Regions from separate parts of the Homo sapiens genome. Here region 2 is linked to region 1. A link is an interaction called in ENCODE POLR2A ChIA-PET data of the cell type or tissue named here. Cell type or tissue: Caco-2. All regions are shown on one strand. Links, peaks and the distances in the headings refer to the core of each region. The heading gives the core; the rest is flanking DNA. Region 1 has its middle 24 kb from the start of ENC1. Region 2 overlaps LINC01331 (long intergenic non-protein coding RNA 1331).

Evidence for each region. Peaks named below come from ENCODE experiments on the same cell type or tissue, not always from the same donor. Only the 100,000 strongest peaks of a DNase experiment are listed, where the experiment ranks them.
Region 2: POLR2A ChIA-PET joins it to region 1 with 9 read pairs; 3 of 35 experiments call an interaction of 5 or more read pairs at or near these places.

The regions. Positions count from the first base shown.
Region 1 is chr5:74,614,848-74,619,240 of GRCh38, reverse strand. No RefSeq gene overlaps it. Among named protein-coding and RNA genes, the nearest start is that of ENC1, 24 kb to the left of the region's middle. In Caco-2, for the core only: no CTCF peak of the experiment used is centred there; no DNase peak of the experiment used is centred there.
Region 2 is chr5:74,441,051-74,445,443 of GRCh38, reverse strand. All of the region lies in intron 2 of LINC01331 (long intergenic non-protein coding RNA 1331), which reads left to right. Among named protein-coding and RNA genes, the nearest start is that of LINC01331, 94 kb to the left of the region's middle. In Caco-2, for the core only: no CTCF peak of the experiment used is centred there; a DNase peak (open chromatin) is centred at 2,753.

The sequences.
Region 1 (4,393 bases), core at 147-4,146:
TTACAGAAGGCTGGGTGGTGAGCTGTCATTAGCAGATGTCTTCCTACCTCTGAGAACAAGGGATAGGCATGACTCCTCCCTTTGTCTCTAAGGATGCTGGTACATGCTGTCTCAGAACCAGAGGGGAGAGGAGCTGTCTTGGAAGGGGCTGCTGGAATTGCACCTGGACACCAGGGGCCAGGCATTAGCCCTCCACGAGGAGCAGAAAGAAGGGGAGACAGAGAGAGGAGACCACCTGTCCATCTTCCTCTCTCCAGGCTTAGCCTACATACACAAACTCTAACTCACAGGGGGGCCTAGAAAGATATCAGAGTCTACAATGGGCATAGCATTAGTCTCTGTGAACTATGGTTACTGGGTAGAACCTACAAGAAAAGCAAAGTAAGACAGGTAAAGGAGAGGAGGAGCTTGTGCCCAGCAAAGGATCCCCACTACCCACTACCAAATGGGAAACATCAGGGTTTAGAGAAAATGTTTTCTTGTTTTTTTTTTTTTTTTTTTTTTTTTTGAGACAGGGTCTCACTTTGTTACCCAGGCTGGAGTGCAGCAGTGCGATAGTGGTTCACTGCAGCCTCAATCTCCCCAGCTCAAGCAATCCTCCCACCTCAGCCTCCCTATTAGCTGGGGCTATGGTAGTCACCACACCCAGCTAATTTTTGTGTGTGTGTGTGTGTGTGTGTGTGGTTTTTTTTTTTTTTTTTTGGTAGAGATGGTGGTTTCCCTATGTTGCCCAGGCTCGTCTCGAACTCCTGGGCTCAAGCGATCCACTGCCTCAGCCCCACAAAGTGCTGGGATTACAGGCGTGAACCACCACACCCAGTTTAGAGAAATGTTTGCTTTGGTTTACTTTGCTTTCCTTCACTGGGGTCTGGCCTGGGTTGTGATCTGGAAGTGCTCCCTACCTTCTCTGGCTCTCCCCGCTTCATTACTTCACTAGAGTTTCTCCCTATAAATCTATTGCTCACTGAATCCTGCCTTGACATCTGCTTCTTGGAGGACTCAAACTAAATCAGGGGGGTTACAACTGCAGACAAGGATTGAAATCATTCCTACCTATCACTCATCCTTATGGCCCTGTGGTTTCCTGTGTGGGCAGGGCAGGTATAGGGGCAGGTGAGGGGAAGACTTTAGAGGGGACGAGATTGCCCCAGTGACCCATCTTTGAGCAGCTCACTTCCAGAGGGATTCTTTCTTCCCTTTCTTTTTTATATTTGGGGAGATGACTAAATGGTTTTGAAAACGTCTCAGTGTTTGGCACAATCTGCCCGAGCATAGTGATACGACTGCTCTGTTCACAACTACGCTGCAATTTTAGACAAAATTTTCAGAGCATCTCAGCACCTAACAACGCATAAAAACCTGGTGGTAATTTCAAGATACGTAACATCTGCTTATTTCATTTTGTTACAAGTCACCTGGGCAAAAACTCTTCCTAACTCTGCCCCATAAATGAGCTAATATCCAAATAGAACATTCTGCTTAACAGCAGTAGCAATTATCCTGTGGCAATCCATTAAAAAAGCCTTAAAGGTATGTCGCTTCTCCAGGTTAACAAAACAAAACCATTATTTTTCTTTGTAGCTCAGATGGGCTATTTGCTCTTTGTAGCTCAGATGGGCTATTTGCTAATGTCTTACCAGCTCTAACAGCTTATTCTCTGAGAAGGAAATAGTCGTGGTTTCTTTGAGAAAAACTAGTCCTCCTATCTTGGGGTTTTAAATAAAAGGATTTGGGAACCATTTAAAGTGCATTGTAAAATAATGTGGTTCTACAATAGCATTATGGCCCCCGCACTTTCCAATCATTTTAAAAGCATGCCTGCCTATTACATCTATTCAAGATTTTCCAGTGGAGACCTTTGAGCATTGTTGTGAAATAGATAACAAAGACACTGAGTTCCACAGCGATTTCTCCTCTCATTATTTTTTTTCAAACTGCTAGAATGTAATTCAGGAAAAAGATAGGTTGATTAAATACATCTGCAAGAACCTTCTGGCTTTGGAAGCAGGAGAAGCCCACACTGGTCACCTTCAGTTTATTATATATCCTGACCCCTCTTCGGCACGTGTCTTTCTTCAGGTCAGTTTTCTGTTTCTTCTGTATAGTTTTGGAAGATGCCTAAAGAAAAATGCCTTGGAAAAGACTACAAGTTGACATCACTATTGTAAGGTATATGGGTGTACATTGGTCAAGAATTAGGCTGAGGCTGACATCCAGGCCTGCTTGAGTCAGTGGGATTGTTGCGCAGGTGCACACCTCCACTTGTTATATAACCTGTTTACGTAAGCTCATTCTTGGCTCGGAATTTACTTACTATGGTCTGTAAAAGGTATAACTGCCCTGCTGACACTGTACAGGCACTCCTGGGCTCAGCTTGACATGGCTTGGGGGTGCACTGGCGCCCAGAGAAAGAGAACCAGAGCTGTCTGTCTTGCAGATGGACAGAGGGGAGCCAGGGCATGGCACAGCTCGACATGGCTGGCGCTGGTGGCCAGAGGGAAAGAGTTAAGCTGTTGACCTTGAAGACAAGGGAGAGCCGGCCGTGCAGCTGTGTGTGGGAGCAGCCAAGCCGCAGAGCCGGCTGCTGAGAGGAGCTGCGGAGCCGCAGCAGACCGCCGAGATAAAGGCGGACAGTGTAATAGAGCTGCCGGTGAGAGAGCTGTTGAATAAAACTACATTTCACCTGCTTAGAGCCCCCCGAGTGTTCTTTCAGCTATTCGCCTATCCACCCACTCCCCTCGGACCTCAGTACGGGCCCGAACCTGACCCTGGACCTGACAATTGGCGTAGTTGTGGACCTAACAACTATCTTGATGCCATCTGCCAGGACCTGAGAAGAGTCTGGGCCTCTTAGTGGGGCAAGCATTGCAGGCGGTAATCCTCATCTTGCATCCCTTGGCCAAACTCTAAGAGTGTAGGAAATGACTGATAGTAGTCTGAATGGGTAGAATCCTGTCTGTAGCAACTTAGCTTTCTGTGTTCCAAGCAGGTTTTCTCTGAACCCTCTCTCTACCCCAAAGACAAAGCTCTCACATCAACATGGGATCAGAACTGGTTACCAGTCTGGGGTTTACAGCTGATCTTGAATCCTGATTCTCAGCCTATGCTTAATTTTCTGTGGTGACAATTAAAGCTCATTAAAAAGCTGACACATTGTTTCCAGCTTGTCTCTGATTTAATTAAAAGTCTTAAGGAGGGAGGAGCAGAAACCATATTAGTCACAGAAAAAAAAAGTCTGGGGCCTCCCTTTTTATCTCATGAAATTATTTATAATTTGAGAGTTATTCAGCGACTTCCATGAAGAGCCCCTTCTGTTGAAATGTTAAAAGAAGATGAAGTTAAACCTAATCAGTATGTTGTCCTTCATCCAGAGGAAATATTGACGAGCTGAAATAGAATCACTGACAGCCACCTGCCTTCTTGTCAATTCATCTTAGAATTTAAACTGAAGGAGAAATGACAGATAATGAAGAACAAGTTTTTTCAATGCAGAAAAAGTTGACTGGAGACTTTTTATATTTCAGCCTGATAAATATAATTTCAATCTTCTTTTTACCCAAATTAAAATATCTAAGTAACTCAGGCTGTTGCTTTTATAGTGTGGTGCATAAAACTGTATTGATTTAAACAGTAATAAGTACTCAACTTGTTATTTAACCTTATTGTCATAGTTTCTGATAGGAATATCTTCCAGGGAATTAGAAGAAACAGTTTTGGAAGTGAGGTTTGGGTCTTTACGTCCCACCTATTTTGGGATGGTGCCCAAAAGTGCACCAAGAGCCCAACTGAAAAAAGTTGACATTTTAGCTTGCTATTGGAAGGTAATTTTTTAAAATAACGCAGCTTTTGAAAAATTAAGAATCAAGGTAAATCCTTGGCTAAGCCTTTATAACTAATGAATTTTTGAAAGACTGTATACTCCTGAGAAGTACTAAATGTATTTAACTGCTTGAAAAGATTAATTAGCTCATTGCTATAGGAAACACCCTGTTCCATTTTGTATCCATGAAGGCCATGGGTCAGCAACCAATAGCAGGCTAATGGGGCTAGACCAGATTGGTTACCTGTTTAACCAGTGGTTCTCAATACCTGAAGGTGCTCAACCTTTCAGTGTCTATTAGACTCACCCAAAGGACTTTGAAAACTAATGGCCGGGCACTGTGGCTCATGCCATTACATAATCCTAGCACTTTGGGAGGCCAAGGCAGGTGGATTGCCTGAGCTCGCAGTTTGAGACCAGCCTGGGCAGCATGGTGAAACCCTGTCTCTACTAAAAATACAAAAAAAAAAAAAAAAAAAAAAGAAAAATTAGCCAGGCCTCGTGGTGTTCCTGCAGTCCCAGTTACTCAGGAGGCTGAGGCACGAGAATGATTGAACCCAGGAGGCGGAGGTT
Region 2 (4,393 bases), core at 282-4,281, 170 kb after region 1:
CACATTGACTCTGCAGTCACTCACCAAGCTGAATTCATCAAATAAGCTAAACCAGTTTAGTATGGCCATGGTATTCCTGACGATCGGGGTCTGTAGTGCTTGGGAAATTATTATCACCTAAGGTCAGGTGACTAAATGGCATCCACCGTGCTGCTTTTAAGCTACCATGGACCTTCTGCAAACTAACAAGGAGAGGCTCCTTGCACAGAAAGGAAATGGAGACAGACTTAAGAAAGCTGTTTTACAACTTAGAATCTGTCCAAGTGGACTCGCCTCTTTCAATAAATGAGTTGAAATAGCCTCATCGCTCCTTCTCATTTCAAAACATTAGCCTCTTCATTCATATGTTTTCCTTTCCATTTGCACCTTTTCCCTGTTTTGAATCCATATCATGCATTTGACAGAACAGGGGCCGCCTTTCCTTAGCAGGCGTCCATATTTGTCTGTCTATCTGCTCACACAGGTTGCTGTATCACCTAAGAGGTAAATTTGATTCTCCCACCTTTCTCTAGAGACAGAATGGGGTTAAGAATCAGCCCATCCAGAGAGGCCACATCCATCCAGCTGAGTGACAGAAGTTTGACAGTGGGAGGAAAGAATGTCACTGGGCAGGAGGAGAAATTATAGTTCAAGGGTGACAACATGTGTGTAGGAAGCAGCCAGTGGTGCAGTTTTGGGGAGAATAAGTGGAAACAGAGACTGAGTGGACTCAAGGAGGAGGTTTAGAAGACAGCAATTGGAAAGAACAGGTGTTCCCTCACCAGGGAAGGGTCCCTGACCTAGAGCAGGGTGCTTCTAGGGAATGTATAGGCTGCATATAATCTCCTAAAGCAGAATCCATCCTTTTAACTTGGTTTTCCTTCTATGTGTTATGAATTTATTAAGGGAGTGTTCCCAAGAGGAACTGGTATGGGAGTGGGAGAAGTGTGATAGGGAAGAGGAATACAGGAAAGTGTGCAATTTCAGGAAAAGTTCCTTGGAGAGTGGCTTCAACCTGATCATGAAAGGAACTTTGCAGGTCAGTTTGTTCAGCCCAGATTGACCTAGAGTGTTGGGCCTAGAGTGTGCCCAACTTAAGGCCAGGAATTCAGGCATCCACACACCTAACCCCTCAGTCATTGGCTAAAGGCTTTCCTCATAGAGTTCTACTTTGTTTGTTTGTTTTTGAGACGGAGTCTCGCTCTGTTGCCCAGGCTGGAGTACAGTGGCATGATCTTGGCTGACTGCAACCTCCGCCTCCCGGGTTCAAGCGATTCTTCTGCCTCAGCCTCCCGAGTAGCTGGGACTACAGGTGCACGCCACCACGCACTGCTAATTTTTATATTTTTGGTAGAGATGGAGTTTCACCATATTGGCCAGGCTGGTCTTGAACTCCTGACCTTGTGATCCACCTGCCTGGGCCTCCCAAAGTGATGGGATTACAGACGTAAGCCACCGCGCCCGGCTTCTAGCTGGTTTTTAAGTCCACTGTAGAATCAGAGAGAACTGTCTATGAAAAAGCCACTTTGTCTAAGTAAGTGCTTTGGCCCTTAAAACCTGTTGACACAGGTTACATGGTTATTTCCTATGACTGACCAATTCATTCATTCATTCATTCAACAAACTTCCATGGAGTGCCTGCTACGCATGAGAATTGTGCCAGGCACAGGTGATGCAAAAACAAATAGATATTTCCTCTTTTCCAAGTAGCTGAGTAGACAAAGAAATCCCAGATTCTTATAATCATGGAGTTGTGAGAGCAAGATTCCCATCTTATTATAGAAGTGCAGCTTTCTTGCCCACTGATTCAATTGTCACACAAAATCATCAGAGGACTGAAGTGTCTTTTTTCTAGACTATTTTTTAAATAACACATAGTGGTATTTTCTTAGCCTTCTTAATATACTTAAATTAACCTCAGGCTTGAAGGACAAGTTCTCTAAAAAAATCAAGCTTTGGCTGGGCACGATGGCTCATGTCTGTAATCCCAGCACTTTGGGAAGCTGAGGTGGGCAGATCACTTGAGGTCAGGAGTTTGAGACCAGCCTGGGCAACATGGTGAAACCTCATCTCTACTAAAAATACAAAAATCATCTGGGCATTGTGGCACACACCTGTAGTCCCAGCTACTCAGGAGGCTGAGGCAGGAGAATCACTTGAACCCAGGAGGTGGAGGTTGCAGTGAGCCGAGATCGTACCACTGCACTCCAGCCTTGGTGATACGGTGAGACCGCCTCAAAAAAAAAAAAAAAAAAAAAAAAAATCAAGCTTTGGGGGAAAAAGGAAGATATTAACTCTATATTTTGTTTAGTATACCAATTCTCATAAAGAAATATTTTCTTTTTGATTTTTTTGAAGAGTGGAATTTTTCTGCTGGATGCTTCTGAATTGCCCTAATGTCTCATTTAAATAGGTAAATTGGTAGATCAATAGACAAAGAAATAAATACTTAGTGAGCACTTACTATACATCAGGTACTATACTGGATACCAAGGATGTATTTAACGCTACAGAAGACTCCCTGGAGGGTCCTTGTTAAGATTAGATTTGGAAAAAGCTTGTGAAAGTTTCCAGCTAATTTTTAAAAATGAAGTGTGTGTGTGTGTGTGTGTGTGTGTGTGTGTATGAAAACCTATCAACAAAGCTGCTTTGGCTCTGTGTGTGTGTCCTCTGCTATCTTATCCTCACTATAAATTCCTTTCACTTGCAAAATCACAGTTGCTAATGCTATCAGCACACCACCTGGATCCCCTCACCCTGACCACTTCTGTGCTCATCTGCCCAAATTCCAGCCTGCCAGCCTCAGGCTTTCTTTACCTAAGAGTGTTGCAGCCAAGGTCTGTGGGACGGTAAGAATGAGATGCTAGTAAGAGTCTGTATCTTATCGGTACCAAGGCACAAGGAATACCGGCATTCCTCACCACAAGACTCCAAAGCAGAAAGGATTCTTAAAGTGCAGCCAGCAGATGGTGGCTGTACATAGGGCAGGGCACTCCTTCCTGCTTCTGGGCTCCAAAAAAACATTTTCCATAATATCATGTGAAGCTCCAGGGTGGGGAAGAGAGATGACTGCTGAAAATACTGACAAATTCATTCTATACCCAATGTCATAAAAAAATAAGAGAAAGCAGAAGAAATTTTGCTTTGGACAACAGACAGAAGGTTACTAAAATCAAGACTGCACGTACTTTATTGTGTTTTTGGGGGCAAGGGGTGGTGAGAGAGATTGTGAAAAACTGGTGCTAAGCTATTTTTAAGATTGTAACCAGCCCTTTAATCTTTAAAAAATATTAATGATTATGGAAATGCCAAGAACAGCCCTAAAGAAAATGCTGACCACTAGGCACAGTGTCTTTGGGTCCCTTCCAGGCCAAACCTGAGAGCACTAAAGAGGGTTGGGGGAATGGCATCTTAATATACTTCAATTAACTATTGTCCTGAACTTGGTGTCTTCAATCAAATAAAGGTGAGTACAGCAAGGGAATAAACAACCAGATTAGTCAAGCAACCTAGATACTGTCTTTGCCGCTGACTATGAGACACAGAAACCTCTGTGTATTGTGGGTGAAATCAATCAGAGTCTGGTGGCATTGTCAGCTGGAGTCAGCTCTGTGTCCAAACTTGGACTGTATGTCTAGAATCTGTGTCTTAATGTAAATTGGCTTATGGCTCCGTCTCCCTTGGGCATAAGCTTCCATCGTCCAGATGGCAGGGTGACCCCGGTGGAAATAAACATATGGTAGGCTATATCTGTCGCTCACAGAGGAAGAATAAGTACACTGTTTGTAAGAGCCAATTAAACAGGAGTCAGTGCCACAAACAGTGGACATCTCTAACAATAGATTAACAGGAAAGTAAAACTTTGCGGTAAGGGCTATTGATAACTGGGGAGGGAAAAGCCTATCAACGGGATGCTGCATGTTGGTAGAAGGTGGGGGAAAGGAGGGATATAAGAGGAGATATTAAAGCCTGGATATGAATTGTGCTTCGAAATTCTTCTATCGGGGAATTGTGGACAATTGTTGACAATTCCGCCATAGAAGACAGAACAGCTACTTGTCTTGTGGATTCTGGTCAACTTCCGTATTCTTTGGAGAGTGATTGGCTTAGATGGGACTTCCCCAGGAGAAGATGCTAAATCAAGGATCAAAGTGCAAGCAGTTAATTTATGGAACAATGGTAGGAGAGTAGGGAAGTGAAACAGGAAAGTGAGAAGGTAAGCATTAAGGAGAGTGTCATCAAGCCAGCTACCACCCTGAGGGACTGGGAGTTAATCCCTCTGGGGAAGATCTGGCAGCCAGTGTGGAAAACACTCACTCAAAGTCATCCCACCTGAGGGGCAAGGGAGCACCAACTCTTTTTAGTCATGAGTTGAGGACTATTCATGGGGACATTAATTCCACAATACTTTGCT